2 separate regions of the Homo sapiens genome follow, and region 1 is linked to region 2. The links are chromatin loops, found by intact Hi-C in ENCODE. Cell type or tissue: GM12878. All regions are shown on one strand. Links, peaks and the distances in the headings refer to the core of each region. The heading gives the core; the rest is flanking DNA. Region 1 has its middle 290 kb from the start of MIR1263. Region 2 has its middle 360 kb from the start of MIR1263.

Region 1 (2,831 bases), core at 293-2,792, 69 kb before region 2:
TAAAGTGAATATGCTAGACCTGTGGCAGTTTCTTAAGAAACTCAAATAAGGAAATGTCAATGATATTTACCCAATTTATAGCAATACGTTTTAGAAGTAGTTTGCAAAGTAAGTTGGTGAATGCAAATGCAAGAAAGCGGGAATATTGGTTAGAACCACAGGGTTTTGAGACACCAAATTCAGGGTGGCTATACATGGAGTAGTTTGCAGTTGCCCCAAACTATATAGCATTCTTTTATTTAATCATAAGAAGTTAATGTTAAAGATCTTAATAATTGTATAGATTATTGAAAAAAAACACAGCTTGGATAACACTTGTTCATATGACTATTTTTATTCTTTCTTATTGTTCTACGGGTGACACATGAATATTTTAGATAGAAATAATCACAGTAATAATGCTCATAATGTCTCTGTAATCTCATGGTAATGTTTGTGTGTGTGTCCAGGGGGGGTCGGGGGGAGCATATGCGCATGTGAATGTGTGTGTGGTGCCCGTGTTGTTAAAAGGTGTTCACAATAAATGGTTATGCATATTTAATCTTTTCTGAAATATGTACTGTCATTTATATGATGAGACATTATTAGTGGATTTTTTGTCTTCCATATATTGAACTTTATAAGTAACTCTTCATTTTAAAATATTTTCGTTATGTTCTTTCGGTAAGTTTCTCCAAGCAAATCTGACACAGTCAAGTGTAAGGATATCTAAATCTCCTCTAATGTACTGCCATAGATTTTCCTAAAGAATTTCTACCAATTTACTTTAAATTGGTATCTTTAATCTTTATCTTCTACTATTCCAAACTGCCATTTTCATTTTTAAATGATATAAAATTTAAGAATTTAAAAAAAGAAAACATTTTAAAAGATCTCAATTATTACTTGGCATGAGAATTATAGGAAGGTAAAGTTGAACATAGTCCCAAATTTGGTTTAAACCCCTTTAAATTGTTACAGTTTCAAAAGTTATTCTTAGAGTTGTTCAAAAGAATAATACTTCTTTAGATAAGAGTCAAAAACACTCTCTGTCACCAGAAAATCAGCTTGAGATATAATGTTACCTCTGCAAGCACTGATTTTGTTTTTAGCAGATAAAGATATATGTTGAACTATTATAATTCTCTTTTTTAAATCTCTACAACTGTTCATTGAGATAGAAACCATCAGTTCTATCTTTATATGTGAAGAAGCTAAAACTTAAAGTATTCAAATAACTTTGCTAAGATCATAGAGTTAATATATAGCAAAGCTTCAAATAGTAAAATATAAATTTTATTCAGTTATGTCTCACAATACATTAATGCATATTCCTAAGTATTACTACTTTTTCATTGTTGTGAAAGTATTTTTGTCAAGTGGTTAGATAGACATTAGCAGCTGGGAGGGGGTAAAGAAGAGAGCAGAAAGGCTGTCCCTAAAACAGCAGGCCATGGTCCACTTAAGTTCAGCCCCAGAACCGCCCACCCTAAACTCCCTAACAAGTGGAGTTTGTGGTAGAGTCCGTGGCCAGCACATCTTGTAGAAAGAGAAACTAGGTCACAGGTGGAAATCCCCTAAAGTGGCAAATGCCCAGTAGCATAGAACTGTGTCCTCAGGTTCACTTCAAGCTCATTATGCCATCAATATAATAAAATTTAAATGTGGTTATACCACGCTTGTTGCGGGAAGTCAGGGACCCCAAACAGAGGGACCAGCTGAAGCCACAGCAGAAGAACATAAATTGTGAAGATTTCATGGATGTTTTTTAGTTCCCCAAATTAATACTTTTATAACTTCTTACGCCTGTCTTTACTGCAGTCTCTGAACATAAATTGTGAAGATTTCATGGACATTTATCACTTCCCCAATCAATACTTTTATAATTTCCTATGCCTGTCTTTACTTTAATCTCTTAATCTCATCATTTTATAAGCTGAAGATGTATGTCACCTCAGGACTCTGTGATGATTGCGTTAACAGCACAAATTGTTTGTAAAACGTGTGTTTGAACAATATGAAATCTGGGCATCCTAAAAAGGAACAAGATAACAGCAATTTTCAGGGAACAAGGGAGATAACCACAAGGTCTGACTGCCTGCAGGGCCAGGCAGAACAGAGTCATATTTCTCTTCTTGCAGAAAGCAAATAGGAGAAATATCGCTGAATTATTTTCCCAGCAAGGAATAACTTCAGGAAAGGAATGCATTCCCAGGGAGTGGTCTCTAAAATGGCTGCTCTAGGAGTGTCTGTCTTATGTGGTTGAAGATAAGGGATGAAATATGCCCTGGTCTCCTGCAGTGCCCTCAGGTTTCCTAGGATTAGGAAATGCCAGCCTGGAGAATCCTAGTCAGACTGGTTGTCTGCTCTCGAACTCTGTTTCATGTTAAGATGTTTATCAATGACAATGCGTGCCCAGCAGGACATAGAACCTCATCAACAATTCTAAGTTCGCCCTGGACTTGTGATCTTGCTCTGCCATTTGCCTTGTGATCTTTTATTGCCTTTTGAAGCATGTGATCTCTGTGACCCACTCCCTATTCGTACACCCCTCCCCTTTTGAAATCCCTAATAAAAACTTGCTGGTTTTGCGGCTCAGGGGGCATCACAGAACCTGCCGACATGTGATGCCACCCCCAGAGGCCCAGCTGTAAAATTTCTCCTTTGTACTGTTTCTCTTTATTTCTCAGACTGGCTGAAACTTAGGGAAAATAGAAAAGAACCTATGCTGAATTACTGGGGGCTGGTTCTCCCGAAACATGCTCCCTAGTGGGATTGTCTTAATGACTTACGGGCAAGAACATGCACAGTTTGATTTAGCTATGTAACCATAAAAACTGCCAATCAAATGA
Region 2 (2,831 bases), core at 207-2,706:
TATAGTTTCACAGAAGATTCACACATAAGTTATTAGCATGTAAGACTAAAACTCAACCCTCTTTAAAAGAAGCCAAACACATTTCAGACTCCTAGCAATGTAAAAATAACAATGTCCAGTGTTCAATCAAGAATTACCAGACAAATAAGGAGGCAGTTATGTGTAATGAGAAAATTTAGTAAAGAACAATAAATCTAGAAATAAAAAAATTATACAATTAACAACAAAAATGCTTATCAATATGTTCAAGATTCTGTCAATTTTTATTTTATTTTCAATCATTTTTCTAATACAAATTTTGGTGGAATGTATTGTGCTATTTGAAATTTATATCCAAAAGACTAATGACTTCTACATAGAAAACTTTGAAAGTTAATGAAAACATTTACAAACTAATATGCCATATAAAATATATGGAATCCTTAAAAAATATATATTTAAAAAGAAAAAAGGATGAACAATAAATTATAGGAATGAAATAACCTTATTAATATTAAACTAAACAGATTAATAATGAGATGATGTTTCCTCCCTATTTGACTTTAAAGAATAAATATTCAGTGAGGACAGGACTCCACGAAAATGAGCAGTCTTACACAAATGGCTATATTGATTCCACAATTCTACAAAATTTATTGGTAGTATATACCAAAGGACATTAAAGTAAACATGTACTTTATATCCATAATATCCATTTTGTGAATCTAAAAATAATAGTAAGCAACAGTTGAAATAAAATAAATTTATTATGAATTGTTTATATTAGTTAATTTGAACTCAAATGGAATGGCCAACATTAAGAAAACCTCTGATCAATCTATAGTATAATATAAAATGATACATGTATACTCTTTAAAAATGTTATGTTATTATAATTCTGAAATGAAATAATTTTAAGTCATCATCACAAAAAAGGGATATTGCTGTTCTGTAACGGCTTATCCAGGACACTCCAAGTTTAGAAGCATAGTTACTTATATAATTTTAAAAAATGTCAAAATAAAAGTATTGGCAGAGGATTGTTTTGCAGTTTTTGAAGTTATGTTTCATTTTAATTTTCACTATTTGCTCATTAGTGTCTCTTTATAATTGAAAAATAGCTATCGGAATTTGTTTAGCAAATAAAACTCACACTAAATTGTTTTAAAATAATTAAAATTGTGGTATCTACATTTCATATTGTAGGAGTTGAAGAAGAAAGAAAAAAACATGAAAAGTGGCTTAACAGTCAGAGACAGGTTTATTTTAAGGAATAAACCTGCGAGGGACTTCTGGCCAAGTTGAGACAGGAGCACTTTCTGTTACAGGCCGAGAGTATTTATGGGTTCAAGGTGCGAGAGCTTTTCACACTTTGTCTTGCTTATCTGAGAGGGAGAGTTTTTGTGTCTGTTACTGTACAACTTCCTGCAGCTGCAGGCATACCCCTGCCCTGAATCTACTTTTAGCTTTCCTATCTTAGTGAACCTAAAGTGAAAGGAATGTGCTTATTAGGGCCCACTGTTTTACTGGGGCCCATTTTTTGAGTGTGAAGATTGGTTCTTCCCGAAGGGACTTTCCCCTCTCCTTCTGTGCTTGAGCTGTCTTACCTTTGTTTCACTGTCTGCTCTTTCTGGCTGCTTGAGGTTAGAAGAGAAGTGATTTTCTTGAAATGCATGAGATTAGAAAGGGATCTGGGACTTAAAATGGGGGCGTTTGTGCAAGATGGTGGTTTTCCTGCTCTGTCACATATTACAATTCATACAATATAATAGTTTCACTGCTTTGTTTAAATCAGTTGTAGCATGCACAAAAGGGAGAACTTTTAACTTGCAAAGAGACCTTAAAAATACTTCAAATTAAACACAAGTTCACATCTAATCCTTCTGGATGTTGCAGACAAATTATTTTTAGTATCTTAAAAATGCTATTTTATTTATTCTTACAAGATATTGCCATAAATATTTTGGCATACTTTTTGAGATTCTAATATTAATAAGTTGAATTTCACTATTTAATTTTATACTTTATTGAAATGAGCTTTTAAATATTGTTGGATAATTCAGTCTTTATTAGCTATTACAGAATGAATCCTTCTTCAGTGTTCTCTAGAAAGTACTTGAGGAATATGAGCATTTGTTAGAAAAAGTTGTTGCTCTATGTTCTAATTATTTTAAGGAATGAGTACCATGTTTGTGAACACTAAATTTAACTTGGAAAGACAAATGTAATTAAAATTTTCTTATGAGATGCTGATAATGATAGTTATGTCAAATCTAATTATTGGGAAGTATTTAGAGATGGAGAGAATGTGACTTGTACACCTTACATTATTGACTCTCACATGCTATATATTTCTAGCATAATGTTTTTTAAAGCTATAGATAAATAAAAGTTTATGTTAAAAGTTAATAGATTTGAAAAGAGAATTTAATAAACAATTCTCTTCTAGGGCTTTAATTATTAATGTCTCTACCTTGATTTTTTTGTTTTTTGAGACGAAGTCTGTTGCCCAGGCTGGAGTGCAGTGGCTCGATCTCAGCTCACTGCAACTTCTGCCTCCCAGGTTCAAGCAATTCTCCTGCCCCAGCAGCCTCCCAAGTAGCTGGGACTACAGGTCCACACCACCACACCCCAGCTAATTTTTTTATTGTTTGTAGAAACGGGGTTTTACTATGTTGTCCAGGCTGGTCTTCAACTCCTGACCTCAAGCTTTCCTCATGCCTAGGCCTCCCAAAGTGCTGTGATTAGAGGCATGAGCCACTGCTCCCAGCCTAAACATTTTTATAGTTAATATCTACAGTAAACATTAAAATCAATCTCAATATATGTTATTTGAGCAAATGGTAATAATA

What was found. Peaks named below come from ENCODE experiments on the same cell type or tissue, not always from the same donor. Only the 100,000 strongest peaks of a DNase experiment are listed, where the experiment ranks them.
Region 1: it touches region 2 in a loop (4-fold over the local background); 1 of 110 quality-filtered maps calls a loop at or near these places.

The regions. Positions count from the first base shown.
Region 1 is chr3:163,878,043-163,880,873 of GRCh38, reverse strand. No RefSeq gene overlaps it. Among named protein-coding and RNA genes, the nearest start is that of MIR1263, 290 kb to the left of the region's middle. In GM12878, for the core only: no CTCF peak of the experiment used is centred there; a DNase peak (open chromatin) is centred at 1,553.
Region 2 is chr3:163,808,459-163,811,289 of GRCh38, reverse strand. No RefSeq gene overlaps it. Among named protein-coding and RNA genes, the nearest start is that of MIR1263, 360 kb to the left of the region's middle. In GM12878, for the core only: no CTCF peak of the experiment used is centred there; a DNase peak (open chromatin) is centred at 1,449; H3K27ac peaks cover 696 bases.